Linked DNA regions of Mus musculus: all the other regions are linked to region 1. A link is a loop called in an ENCODE intact Hi-C map of the cell type or tissue named here. Cell type or tissue: left cerebral cortex. All regions are shown on one strand.

Region 1 (5,000 bases):
CGCTGAACTCACATTTGAAAACTCCATTGTAGAAAACTCAATAGAAAGCAATGCAGTGAAATGTGCTTCTCTATGGCAAGGAAACCGATAACCTGTTATTGTGCACATTATCTGACAATGAGGAGGAAAGAGACAGCCCAGTACTGTGCATACTGCCCAATCCTGGGGGAAGAGACACCATAGGATTGTGTTCCTCATAATAATGGGAAGCAAATCGCCTACTATGCTCACTGTACAACATTGGGGAACAAACAGGCAGCTTATCAGCATGCTCACCTCTCAAGGATAGTGAGAGACTTAAGAGTCAGATACTGTTCTCCATGTACTACAACTAGGAGGAATCATGTTTCTCTGGTAGTTTGTCAGGGATGCCATAAGCCACAGATTGAGTGGATGTTAAAGCACCAAAATTGCAGCTGGGGAGATGGCTAAGAAGTTCAGGATGCTCTTACAGAGGACCTGAATTAGTTCCCAGCACACATAACATGCAGTTTATAACCACTTATGAGTCCAGTTCTAGGGGAACCGATATCTTTTTTGACATATGGCAACTGCATCCTCATGCACACACCTCCACACAGGCATACAGGGACAGATATAATTGAAGGTAAACATTAGTAGATCTGGGCAAGGCAGTGGGGGGCTTCCCTTTCATCCCCAGACTGGGAAGAGAGCTCAAAATGGGTACATTTTTAGTCATAAGAAATTAGATCTCCCATATATGAATTGTAAGGGAGAGAATTTATTGTGCAATTCAGACTGAGACAATATTATTAGAAACTCACTATAAAAGTGGATATAATTTATACATTCCTTAGCATTAGATCTACCTACAAACATTAGAAAACAGAAAACTAAAGCCAATAGCTACTTTTAAAGATACTTTTATTAAGTGCATGTGTGTGTGTGTGTGTGTGTGTGTGTGTGTGTGTGTGTATCTGTAGTAGCTAGAAGGCAGTATTGAATGCCCTAGAGCTGGAGTAAGTAAAGGTAGTGAGCTGCCTGTCGTGGGCTCTAAGATCCAAGCTCAGGTCCCCTGAAAGAATGGCAAATACTTTTAACTGCTGAATGATCTCCCTCGTCCCCCCAGACTATTATCTTATAATGCAGGTAATCTAATGAAAGGTTAGGGCTGAGACAACCCTAGAACACTAGTAGAAGCATTGCCACACAGCTGTGTTCCTTCAGCCATTCTGCCCCACCATCTATTCCACGTGGCTTTCTTTGAAAGTCAATCATGTCTACTACAACCCTAGAAATCTCATATCCATTTTTGCCATGGAGAGGAAATAATCATGAAGTCCAGGGAAATGTGTCCACCGAGTAATCTATTGAATAAATACAGGTGCACACAAACACTTATATGTATACATATAGTCAGCCCTTTGTTATAAATGGGTTGTATGCCAGGGATTATGGACAATGAGGACTGCATATATTAATGTGCCTATTTTACGTCATTATTCCTTAAGCAATATAGTATTATAATCATTTGCACAGCATTTGTCTTGGGTTGTTTCCTATAAGTCATCTATAAGTATATAAGATCTAGAGAATATAGGGGGATGTATATAAGCTATATGTGACTACTATGGCATTTGATATTAAAATATTGATATTTTGGTTCCTGTGAAGGATTCTGGAGCCAAATATCTTCATAAGATGAATAATAGATTCATATAATGGACAACTGTGTAAGCACATGTCAGAAGTTTTTCTTCCTATTTTATTGTCTATAACTAGTTCCTCTGCCTGTGTTCATAGCAGCCTTATTTATAATAGCCAGGAGCTGGAAAGAACCCAGGTGTCCTTCAACAGAGGAATGGATACAGAAAATGTGGTACATTTACACAATAGAGTACTACTCAGCTATTAAAAACAGTGAATTCATGAAATTCTTACCAAATGGATGGAATTAGAAAATGTCGTCCTGAATGAGGTAACCCAATCACAGAAGAACACACATGGTATATACTCACTGATAAGTAGATATTAATCCAAAGTTTGGAATACCCAAGATACATTTCATAGACCACATGAAGCTCAAGAAGAAGGAAGATCGAAGTGTGGATGCTTCAGTCCTTCTTAGAAAGGGGAACAAAATACTCAAGGGAGGAAATACAGAGAAAAAGTATGGAGCAGAGACTGAAGGAAAGGTCATCCAGATACTGCTCCACCTGAGGATCCATCCCATATACAGACACCAAACTCAGACATTATTACAGTTGCCAAGAAGTGCTTGGTGACAGGAGCTTGATATATCTGTCTCCAGAGAAGCTAGTGCCTGATAAATACAGAGGGAAATGTTCACAGCCAAACATTGGAATGAGCACGGGGTCCCAAATGGAAGAGTTAGAGAAAGGACTAAAGGAGATTAAGGGGTTTGCAACCCATAGGAAGAACAGCAATATCAACCAACTAGACCCCCCCCCCCCAGAGCTCCCAGAGACTAAACCACCAACCAGATTACCCATTGAGAGACCTATGGCTCCAGCTGCTATGTAGCAGAGGATAGCCTTGTCAGACATCAATGGGATGAGAGGCCCTTGGTCCTGGGAAGGCTTGATGCACCAGTGTAGGAGAATGCTAGGGCGGGAGGTAGGAGTAGGTGGATGGGTAGGGGAGGGAGGGGGATGGGATAGGGGGGTTGGTGGAACTATTGATTATATCAGGTGTTAAAACATGAAGAAGTAAATGGTAATGAAGAGATTGGAGAGAGAGAGTTGTCTTCTAGACCAGAGATAGAGGTAAGTGATGGGAGCTCTTTGCAAAATACCAAGAGCAAAAAAAGAATGTGGCATTACAAATAGAATATGACATTAGGAGACAGTCACCTCTTCACAGTCTATTCCTGACCAGGATTCACTGGAATCGTGAAGCAGGATTTGCTTTCCTAGGTGAAAGCAATTAGTCATCATCTGATAGGATGGGGCTGCAGATACAAGCACAGTTTATATTCACATAACCTCAGGTTGGATGCTTACTCCCACCACACAGAAGTCATACCCAACACTGCTGAGTATTCTCCGGGTTTGTCTCTGGAATAACTGCTTCTGTCAAGATGGTGCTAGACTGGAGGAGGCAGAGACACCCACTCGCAGCACGGACACTTTCCTACAATGCACCAGGCTGAGACAAGTAAAAAATTATGCCCTGGCAGATTTCTTTCTCAAAATATCCTCAAAATACTCTCTGCCTCATCCAGCGTTCTCTGGAAGGAAATGGGGTGTGCTATGAAGTTTGAGTGGAGAGGTGGAAGAAGATCACAGCACAAAGCTGACTCATCCTAGAAGCTCATTTTCTTTTCTGAGTCAGATTACCTATTCTGCCAGGGCACCTGCTCTCTACCAACCTTGGGCAGTCTATATCCACCACTCAAATGGAACTATAACCTTGTACTTCCAGGTATAAGCACACACCCATCAAAACCATCCACCAATGCCATGCTAAAGGTGAGGTCATGAGGGTCATCACACTGTTCTTGGTGGTTCTAAACTCTCCTAAACAAGAACCTTCTCTGAAGTCTGTTGCTAGGAGGAAAACACTTTTACTCATAAGTGGGCCCCTTGGGTAGTAAAGACTTGATAGCCAACGTTTATGCACGAACACATTTTTATGAGCTCAAAGGGATATCTGGTACTCGAGCAAGCCTTATAGCGAGATCTAAGAAGTCAGAACTCTGGAACCCATCTGTGAAAGCTTCCATGCCAAGGCACATTGGCTTTCTACATTGAGCCTGGTGTTTTCTTCAAACCCCAGGGTACCACCTTTCTCTTAATCACTGGATTTCTGCCACACATCATTTTTTTTCTTGGCATTGTCCAGGAGGAATAAGGATAGAAGGATAAATACTCAGTGAGGTAAGACAAAGAGATTAGATAGATGATGTAAATTCAAGAGTGATTCTGATGTATGTAAGGTTTTGAGTTCAAAGGTTCTGATTAAATCAATCAATGGGTATTACTAAGTTCAAGAGAGTAGAAAAATAAGTCTGTGTTGCCTACATCAATGTTCAATGTCCACACAATGCTTCACTTTGGGAGATAGAAGTGAGTGGGTACTATTTTTTTCACTAGGCACTTTTCCAGGGATGCTATAATTTAACCCAGTTCTGATAAAGTCAGGACCCAGAAAATAAGAACTCAGTCTGTTGAGTCCATTCCTATTTCAGCTGTTGGTTACAAGTCTAAGATTATGGCTCATATTTCACACTGAGAATTTATAAATTTGGGGTTCACAAAACTTGTGATTTATTTTTTAGAATGGCCAAAAGGGCTAAGGCAATTGCATTTATCCATTTGAGGAAATATTACCCTGTGTAGAGATGAGCAGCAGATAATAAAGGCACAAACAGAAGAGACACAACTGTCTACACCCTGAGGTGTTCCACTGTTTAGGAATCACCATGTGTTCTGCTATCTAGAAGTCCTTGGTTCCTGCTATTTGGGGCTCTCGTTAAAGCTTTGTTCTATAAGCATGTGACAAAAAAATACCAACTACTGTGATTAATGCAACTTGCAGCCTGCCTCCCCTGCCTAGAGAGGTTAGGTAGTAAAACTCAAAGTTGTGACCTTCCAATCACATGGTTGATACTGTTGCCAATCAGTTCCCATCCTGTGGATACCAAGGAGCTCACCAAAAGTGCCTTTATTAAAAAAAAGAAAGAAGAAGAAGAAGAAGAAGAAGAAGAAGAAGAAGAAGAAGAAGAAGAAGAAGAAGAAGAAGAAGAAGAGGAGGAGGAGGAGGAGGAGGAGGAGGAGGAGGAGGAGGAGGAGAAGAAGAAGAAGAAGAAGAAGAAGAAGAAGAAGAAGAAGAAGAAGAAGAAGAAGAAGAAGAAGAAGAAGAAGAAGAGAAGAAGAAGAAGAGAAGAAGAAGAAGAAGAAGAAGAAGAAGAAAAGAAGAAGAAGAAGAAGAAGAAGAAGAAGAAGAAGAAGAAGAAGAAGAAGAAGAAGAAGAAGAGGAAGAATTCTATGGTATCTTGAAAATCTGTTAAATACTCT
Region 2 (5,000 bases), 240 kb after region 1:
GCTAAAAAGGAGATGACTCTTGACAATAGACAAGGAGAACTGTAGGTAAGGACTATTTATGAAGATGAGGGCAGTATCTTTTAACATCAATGGCAATGTCTAGCAATCTGAAGGGAAAAATAAGAGCTCAGATATTCTTAAAGAGTTTGGGGTGGTTGGAGGAGGATGAAGAGCTTGGAACTTTGTGAGGAGCGGGTGTGGCGGCAGTCCCAAGAAGGCGCCAGGGACTGCAGCTAAGTCTTATGACTTGCACCTGACTTCCTCACCTGAATATAAGCCACAACCATCATGAGAGCTGCGCAGGTGTACCAGGATACTGGCGAATCCATTTTGGTGGAGATATGCCCCTGCTGCCCTGATTAGCTGAAGCTGCGTACCTGGTGAGGTGACGTGGCCTGCTGTGAGTGGATGAGGGCTGAGAGTATATAAGAGTGAGGGGCCCGGGTTAGAAAGAGGGTTATTATTCAAGAGAGGATTATTATTAGGAAGATATAGATGAAGAGAAAGAAGAGAGAGGAAGACTGAAGTTTGCTGAATAAACTGCTGTTAGAAGGACTGGTGGTCGTGTCGTTCTTGCTGGTCGAGAGCGAACGCGACAGAACTTGAAAAATGTTCTTTCTGACAGAACGTGAGAATTCTGATCAAGCACACGAGTCAGACATCTAGCTCAGGAAAGGACCCGGAGCAAAGGCTTCTGTCTCTTTGCTTCTTCCCACCTGCTCTAGATGAACTTAGCCTAAGGGGAGGGGGCTACTCATGAAGACCCAAGTCCTTAAGCCAAAACAAGTTTGGAGAAGAGAAGGGTGGCCCAGGAAGGCACTACAGAAGGCAGTCTGTATACTAGTTCACAGTGTTAATTAACTCAGTCCACACACATTGTAAGTCAAAGATGCTTCCCTAAACATTATCTAGCACCTGGCACCTGATGGACGATTTCTATCAACCCTTGTGTTCTGTAATGATCAGTTACTTCTCTAACCACAGTTACTTCTCTAACCATATCTTCTAAAGCTTAAGTATTGGAAACCAAACTAACAAACTGGACCCCAGTGGTGAAATCCCCAATTGTTCTTTTTGCTTCAAACCACTCAAATTGTCAATGCTGCCAACAACCCATCTTTGGATGTTTGGTGATGAGCTTGCCATCTGGTCATCTCAGTGCAGCAAGAAGTCACTGCAGCGATCTGTCAGTTTTTGGAAAGGCGGCTGATACAATTCTCTGAACTCTATCATTGCTTCAGGCTCAGTAGAAGGTCAGTTCGTTTCATGGCTGTTCATATTCTCCATTCCAAAGATGCTCTTCAGGTCTAGCTCAGGTGAAGTCTGGTTGAATTCTGAGAGAGGCTGCATAACAATGAGACCCTTACCTGAACTTATTGGCAGTGTTCAGGACTACATTACTCATAGGTAGCCTTGGAAGCAATCGAGTCTCTGTCTTGTTCCTTGAGAGTTCCTTCCATGAAAACCAGACTCTCTTCAAGAACAATTTTTAGGAACAAGTTAATCTAAAAGACATAAGTTTTTTTTCATTTTCCTTTATATACCTGTATAGACAAGTCTTCTACTTTGATCTCTTCATTCACTTTCACCCATTTGCCTATACTGAATGAGAACTCATTTTTGGATTATGTATCCATACTTAGTCAACCTGCTTGTTTGTCTCAGATATCTTAACCCTTTAATTCTTACCAGATTCTCTGTGCTGTTTCTCTTGAACACCTCTGACAACCTATTAATCTTGTAGTCTTCCAGGAGTAAAAGGGTGCCTGGATCACTTGAAGCTATACTTCCCCAGCTAGTTGGAAACTCTTTTACTATTTTCTTCCTGTGTTATGGCTGCCTCCATCAGCTCCTTACCATGTAACTGAATCTCTGACCCATCTTCAGAAAGTCACAGCCAGTTCTTGGGTCCCACATTCCCCTGTCTGAGACACTGGAGGTTGCCATCATTGTTGACACATAAGTCATTGTTCATGGTATAAAGGAGATTACCATTACATCATTGAAGACTTTAAGAACACTTATATGAAAATTTCCATGATTTCATTTGATAGGAAAATTATTTCCTGATATTTTGCTTTATCCACTTACAAGTATATACTGTTTTTTTGTTTATTGTTATTTTTCCATGTCTCTCTTTCCTTTAAGCTTTGTGAAGGCATTTAACTGACAAGGAAGGTATTAGTCTGAATGACTTCCCTGATAGCTATTAGTTAGTGGGATGATCAAGGATGACGAAGGATGCATAAGCCCTGGTCTTTGGAGGATGTATACATAGATATTAATAGATAAATTGGCATAGGAATGCTAAACTCCCTGAATATCCAAGAGAAGCCACTGCTGAGTGAAGCCACAAGAAGCAACATAGGAGGAGCTATCTACAGAAAGCCCAAGGAGTGCTCAGAGATAGGAGTTCCTAGAGGAACCTGAACCTGCACTTCCCACTGCCTTTCTAGAGAATGACTATAATTTATTCCTCTTGGAGGGCCTAGCAAAACTCAGGATTGAGAGCTGTGCTGGACACTAGATTTTTCTCTTCTTAGACTAAGTTGGTATGATGTTTCACAAATAGGTATAGTCTAAGAGAATCAATGATTCCTTGGCCTGTAGCATATTACTGTCATGCTGGCTTCTACTTTCCCTCTCCAAATCAACAGTACATACATGGCCAACTTCTCTATAGCTGTTCAGTATGATTTGTTTGTTTGGACCTCAAAGAACCTAGGGAGAGAGAAAATGAAAGAAATGAGTCAGCGATGGCATGATTCCAGGCATCATACCATCTGATTGGCAATGGAGATTTTTATTTTGGAAAAAGCAGTATGTCTCTCAGCTCCTAGATGGTATTAGGTGAAGAGCTTATATAATTCTTCCCTTGTAGAAGGGGATCCATTTAATATCACTAGACAGGTAGCTTTGATCTTGATTTACCTTAACTTTTCCTGGAAATGAATCACACAGACACTTGCCCTATTCAAAGACAAAGAGACAACTTTCTCTTTTTGGCTTACAAGTGAGCTTTAAGTAGGAGAGGGTCCTTGGCATAATCAGAGAATTGCTAGACTATATTTTGGTAAAGGGCAACCACTTTAAATTAGAGGCCTATATAGTGACTCAGACTTTGCATTTTTAGAGAACAGTCATATCCACTAACCTAAAACGATCTGTGTCTAATAATAACAGGGCTGCTTACGTTGCTGTTCACATCACCCACAGACCATCTTGGAGACTCCTATTTTAAACTCCAGCATGTCCTACGAAACATGAGGGAAAATGCCATCCCTTCTCCAATAGTTCGCTATCTGGAGAGTAGGATGTTCCCAAGGAAGACTTGGAAGCTTTTGAAATTGTCATCCTCTGAGGATGAGATTCTGAGACTTCCCATAAGCTCAAGACTTATGTTCCCCACTGAGTTTCCTCTGATCACCCTAGACACATTGACATTTAGCCTCACAAAATTAATTTCCTGCAGAATCCACTTGACAACCATGAACTGGCTCTGGGACTTTTCCATGTGATAGTGTAGTTTTTAAAGTTTTAAAATAACAGAATGTCGCTGTTTCGTGTGTTAGCCTTGTTTCTAATTTTATCATAAAATTTTGAGGCTAAGTCCTTAGTAAGCAATTTTGTATATATGAAACTGCATCTTGCTTAGGGAGTATGCGCAGAAAGGTGATATTATGTGCAGATGTCAAGTTGATCAGGTTGGCAGTCAATACCTGTAGACATTTTCATTGCATCTGACTTTACCCGCTGTCTTTTATTATCCTATCATCTTAACATAGTACCTGTACAGAATGAATGGCCAATAAATACCAATAGAGCCATTAAATGTATGGCAGAGCTCAGAAATATGGGACTAGCATCCTGACTACTGCACTAAGGACACACCTCAGAGCTCAGAATTACCTTTTCTCCCAAGTCACTGCCCTTAAAATCCAAGTTTTAGAGCTAAATCCTTGGCTCTGGCAGTCCCAGCCAAACTAAGCTCAGTCACTTGTGCCAATTTGCCAATTACAAAGACAGGAAATGCTGAACCAAAGAGAGAGGAGATTAAATCAATGCATCCAGAAGACCGTCAAATGGAGAGGCCCAGTGAATCCAAGTTTATCTTGGGCAGCTGGCATAGACATTAGGTTTAAGCTGAGAAGGAGCTGGGATGGGGCCAAGCTGGTTAGGGTGTGGTCTGGTAATGAGTGTCTCAGTTCTGGTTCTTCAATATCTTCTGAGAATTTGTTGTTTTCATCATTTGAGAGGAGCAATCTGGATCCTGAAAGGCCACTATTTCTGCCCCACAAAGCAGCTTCATCATCATGGAAAGTTACCCTTCTCTGAAGGTTGGTCTGTCTATCCAGGTTTTGCTACTACTCCCTGTAGCTGCAGGTTTGAGACTTAGTTATCTCTGCACCTTCAACCTGAAGCAGAACGAGGTAGGTTAGGCATATACTCCTTGAGTGATGAACCTGACCTATGAAGTGACAAGCAGCATTCTGACCCCAAATAAAGGGGACACAAAATGCAAGCAGAGATGCCAGGTTTTCTTCTTGCTTTGTTACCTTGTGAGCATAAAAGAGGAATCAATACCTTTTAGGATAAAAAGAAAGAAAGGAAACCCCACATCTAAGTGATTGCTATACTTGTGCAGAAAAGAAACAGAAATCTGTTTATCCCTAGAGTTTTTTAGAATAGAGAACAACATGCTGCTTTCAGTCTTCATGGAGAGGAATTTCTTTTATAGATCCTAATATCAGTCATCAGAAAACTCACTGCTTTCAGGGCAACTCCAGTTATTAGAAACATCTTCCTACATCTAGCATATGCAGGAAGAATAGGCTATGGTCCTGACACCAGTCAGAAAGAGGGGACACTAAAAACTGAACACAGCTTTCTTGGGCATCAGACTCTTGTTCAACATCCAAACCAATTTTAACAGCAGGATCAACCATAAGAAAGGCAAAAGTTCTCCACTTCAACAACTCTACCACACCATTAAAATAATA
Region 3 (5,000 bases), 390 kb before region 1:
TGTTGACTTGGTATCTTCTACAATGTTTTTATTGCATTTTATTCATGGATTGTGTCTGCATGCCACAGAGCATGTGTGAAAGTCAGAGAATAACCTGTGGGAACTGGTTCTCACATTCCACTCTGTGGGGCCTGGGGATGAAATTTGGGTCATGAGTCTTGGTGGCAAGCCCCTTCACCCACAGATCCATCCTTTCAGTCTTTTATTACATTTATTGATTGCATCATAAATCTCATTTTACTCATATTTTTATTTTATTATACCTAGGGCCATGATGAAAAAATAATAGATGTTCATAAATATACACAAGTTTATTTATGCAAACACAGACATATGTGTATGCACACACAGCTAGGCTATGTGCTGTGTGTAGTTGGCTATATTATATACATTAAGTATAGTCTATGGTGTTTGCACAATGACAAAGTCACCCAATGATGCATTTCTCAGAATGTTTTCTTCATGACACATAACTGACATCTCATTTTGCCTCTGCCATTCTCTGATGAACTCTTTGCCCTCAAATTATTTTCTCGCTTCAGTGTTTCTCAGACACCTTCTTAATGCAATGTTTAGGCCTTCCCGGAATTTTCTAGTATTCGTGGGCTGATGTACTTCTGACCCCCCAAATGGCCACATAAGTTCACTATTCAACCTTCCTTTTCTCAAAGGGAAGTCATTGTCTGTTCCTCCAGCATGTAGCTCCTCTGCTGACTGTAGCCAGATGTTCACAGGTCATCTCTGCTTAAAGGCTCAGCTTAAATTCACTCAGCTAATCTCATTTTTTTTCTAGGCAGAAATTAATAACTTCAACCCCTGGCACCCAATGGTGCTGGTCTGTCTCTTATAATTCAATCTGTCCTATATTTTGTGATAATTTCCTTGGGATGTGACAAAGACTGATATATAGGCTTGGAAAGCTAGCCCCTTCATCTTTGTTGGGGCTGGCAATACATTCTAGGCTGGATGCTGCAAGCCTGGGTCAGGACCCAAATAGACCCAAGAATTTTATCTCCTCTTTGGGGTGATCGAACCCATTTTCTCAAACATAAGGTTGGAGTGATACCATGAATAGATATAGGACTTGCACTTCTCCGGGGTTTCCCTATACCAGAGAGAATATCCTAGTAGATGCCTTTCTTCCACTGCCTAGTATGTCATTTCTAGGACTGAGCCACAGGTGCTACAATGTGATATATGGTCTATAGACGTCTACTATGCATGTCAAAGAGTGAATATATGGTTCCAATTTACCTTGGCTCTTTTCTAGCTCTTGGGGTTAAGCCTCATGGTAACTCCAGTCCAAACATATTCTGTCTGTGGTACTGCCTCTATCCCATAGTATATTTAGACAAGCGTTATCTTGGCAGGCATCTTTTGCACTGATGTTGGTACCCAGACCACATTGCCACTCCTCACTGATCCATGTGTTAGGACGGCCAAAGGGTGGGCAGCTGTTAGGAGCTGTGCTCCCTTCCTCCGTAGACTCCTTGGTGATGTTCTCTTTCTCTGTGTTATGTGCTTACACTGTGCTCTGCCTTTTGGTTTTAAAGCTGGTCTAATGAGTGCTAGGCATTCCTGCTGTGAAGAAAAATGCTTCTCTCACCCTGACCATGGCCCCTTGCCTGACTTCCACCCAGGTAGCAGCATAGGAAGGTGGGCATCACTCCAAAAGAGCAGATTGCATACCAGGAACTCAGTAATTATGACTCCAAAGTTCAAGAGGAGATATAGCTTGAAAGATACACATTTCCACTTATGTTACAAAATTCCAATTGTAAATCTAAGACGGCCAGAAAATGAGCTAACATTTACATTTTCCTGTATACTCTGGGAAGATTTGCATTTATGATCATTCTCAGTGAGGCACTTGTAACAGCTCTGAGAGTTATTGGAAGCTGGTGTTCAGGGCAGCACGTAAACAATGCAGCATCATATGGAATGATGTCAACAGCATTAAATACAGCAGTATATCCTAGGGAACTATGAAGGCAAGAAGCCCTCCACTGTTTAAATGCGCACACGTTTCAAAGAAGTAGCAACACAAATAAATAATAATACCGATACCCGTTTCTTCAGGTGGGAGATATAAAATTAGCCAGGAATGGCATATTTGATGATCAAAACACGAGGAGAGATTTCTAGACCTGAGAAGGGAAATAAGCAGCCTGGATCTTTGAGGGTTTGGAGGCACACTTAATTGGGCAATAAAGAAACACCTTCTTACAGTTTAAACCTGAAATGTGCCCCACTCTTTGAATTCTTTGAATTCTTATTCCCAGATGGTAGTGCCATTTTGGAAGGCTAGGGTGCTTTTAGAAGATGGGGCTAAAGTGGGTCATTATGAGGTAAGACTTTAAAGGCTCCTGCTCTCCTCTTAGCCTCCTGGTCTGCCATTGTGATCTGAACAGTCTTCTACATTGTGCTCTCATGAATTCAGCCGCTCTTTCAGGCCTTCTATGATGGGTTGGAAACAGCCGAAGTTATGATCTGAACGAAGGCTTTGCTCCATTTAATTGGGACTGTTGGACATTCACCCATAGTGATGGAAAAGTAACTCACTCACAGCCCTTATTCAAAGTATGCAGAGTATAGGCTGTGTCCACAAGTGCGGCCACGCTTGTTTGTTGAAGCGTTTTCTGTGGTTGCTTTCTGTGCCAAAACAGAAGAGTTGAGTGCTGGCTGTCAGTGGCTGCTTTTAGTACCTCCTCCACCCTGGAGGCCATCTGGAGCTGAGGCTAGCAGCACTCACTGTGTGGGTAAGCGTGACAAGCCCTGATCAGGTTGCATGTGGGTTGGAGTCTTTTAATGTTTGTCTTTGAAGTGCTTGCCGGCTTTGGCTCCCTATCCACAATATCAAATATATATGTAAAGTTTGATTCATTGTGAAGAATGGTTTCTTTTTCTATTCTAAATCTGCACTGATAAGTCACTGATGTATGGTTTTGTTAACTTTTTCATTTTAAAATACTTTTTAATACATGGGAAAAGATTGTCATCCAGCATTAACAACCTACATCAGTTTTTACACAGAAAGTCATCTATCTGAAGCTTTGTTAATAGTCCCAATAATGTCTTTTATAACAAGAGGAGCCTGCCTGGGAACCCCAGGTGCACATAGCCCTCCTAGCTTTCTAGGTTCCTTCAATCTGGAGATGTTTCATGACTATGTTTTTTTTAATTAATTAGTTCTATCTCCCCCATGTATTAGTTAATTCTTTCATTGCTGTAACAAAAGCAACTTAAGAGAGTTTCTTTTGGCTCACAGTTCCAGGGAACAGATCATCATGGCAGGAACGTTATGGTAGGTAGAGTATAAGGCTGGTAGTCACATCATATCCACAACCAGGAAACAGGAAGAGATGAGTGCTTTTATTCGGCTAGCCCGTAGGATGGTGCCATATACATAACCACCTCAGTGAGCCCAATATAAAAAAAATCCTCTCAGATATGTTTAGAGACCTGTCTTAAAGGTGACTCCAGGTACTATTAAGTTGATAATTGATATAAACCATCAACATATCATTTCCCTTCTTATCTCTTAAGCTCTTGATGGTCTCAGTGCCAAATGCATTCAAACCAAGTTAAAAAGTTCCTGTAGTCTTCAACAGTTTCAACATTGTATAAAATGCCATCATCCAAGCCTCTTTGAAGAGTCAATGTTATTTCTTAACTGTAAGCCCCTATAACATCATAAAAGAAATGACACGGTTCCTGTATACAGCGGCATTCAGTAAGTATTTCCATTTCAATAGGGGGGAAAGAGGGCATAGCAATAAATGAGTGGACCAAAGCAAGATAAAAATAAATCGCAGGAAACACAAAAGCTTGTAGTTCCAAAGCTGATATCTGGGGTTTGTGATGAAATCATTTGGACTCTAAAGGACTTGAGAGGCACAACCACTCCAGTTCTGTTTACGTACAGGGCATACACTCTCTGTTTGCATCCAATTCTGTGACTGTGTCTTTCCTTGATGAACATCTCATGATCCTGGCATCTTGAACATTCTGACATTTCCATTGAGATTTAGGTTTCATCTCTACATTTTCATGAAATAGTCTCTTGGGTCCTTCCTTTCAACCTTTCCTTATAGCCCACCTCTATTCCTTTCTAATTCACAGAACTACTCTCTACCAGGGACCTTCAGTCCCAACACTTTGTTGGGACTCAAGTATGGAATCTTTATTCTCTTTCCTATTCCATTATACAGATAAGATCCCCCTTTGCCCAGAAAATATCATGGTCTATTGACAAATCTATTAGCTACTCCCAACAATCTGATAGTCAGGTCCTATTGCTGAAGACTCGGATTACTTACATCATTGAACATGGAGAAATTAGTACCAACTAGACAGTTTACTTTTATTGAGTTGCGTTTATGACATTGAAGAAACTTTGCAAACTAGTGGAGGAGAAAAAAGTGCAGTAATACTCAGGTACAAATTCAGAAACCTACAAGTGAGACCTGCCTGCAAAATATACTCGTACAACACACACACACACACACACACACACACACACACACTCATGCACTGCTGACAAGTTTTTATGTCAACTCAGCAGGAGCTAGGGTCATCTGGGAAGAAATACTCTTATTCAAGAAAATATAGTTTTGGCTTTGGCTTGTCTCTAGGTCCTCTTCTTGGTTGATGATTGATGTGGGAGGCCTCAGGGCTAGTGATCCTAGATGCTATAACAAAAAAGTAAGCAGAGTTCCTTCATGGTCTCTGCATCAGTTCCTGCCTCCAGGTTCCTGCCTTGAGTTCCTGTCTTGACTTCCTTTGCCAAAGATCTGTGATATGGAACTGTAAGTGAAATAAACCAATTGTTCTCCAAGTTGCTTTTGGCCATCAAGTTTTATCTGATAATATAAACCTAATTAAGATACATACTATATGTTATATATGTATGTTAATATGTGTACATTACTATAAAGGATAGACTAACAACTGTGGAGGTTGATGAGGATCTGTAGTTCAAGAGCAACACACTTCTGATT

Evidence for each region. A loop is a pair of places that touch in the nucleus more often than their neighbours do. Peaks named below come from ENCODE experiments on the same cell type or tissue, not always from the same donor. Only the 100,000 strongest peaks of a DNase experiment are listed, where the experiment ranks them.
Region 2: a loop joins it to region 1, with 14 times the contacts of the local background. A loop is called at or near these places in 2 of 42 quality-filtered maps.
Region 3: it touches region 1 in a loop (16-fold over the local background); 2 of 42 quality-filtered maps call a loop at or near these places.

Annotation. Positions count from the first base shown.
Region 1 is chr14:71,725,643-71,730,642 of GRCm38, forward strand. The region is part of intron 1 of Gm34819 (a long non-coding RNA gene); the gene reads left to right. Among named protein-coding and RNA genes, the nearest start is that of Gm34998, 42 kb to the right of the region's middle. In left cerebral cortex, no CTCF peak of the experiment used is centred here; a DNase peak (open chromatin) is centred at 3,087; H3K27ac peaks cover 1,784 bases.
Region 2 is chr14:71,969,969-71,974,968 of GRCm38, forward strand. No RefSeq gene overlaps it. Among named protein-coding and RNA genes, the nearest start is that of Gm35079, 70 kb to the right of the region's middle. In left cerebral cortex, no CTCF peak of the experiment used is centred here; DNase peaks (open chromatin) are centred at 2,471, 2,794, 3,230 and 4,171; H3K27ac peaks cover 2,061 bases.
Region 3 is chr14:71,335,696-71,340,695 of GRCm38, forward strand. No RefSeq gene overlaps it. Among named protein-coding and RNA genes, the nearest start is that of Gm41203, 82 kb to the right of the region's middle. In left cerebral cortex, no CTCF peak of the experiment used is centred here; a DNase peak (open chromatin) is centred at 2,719.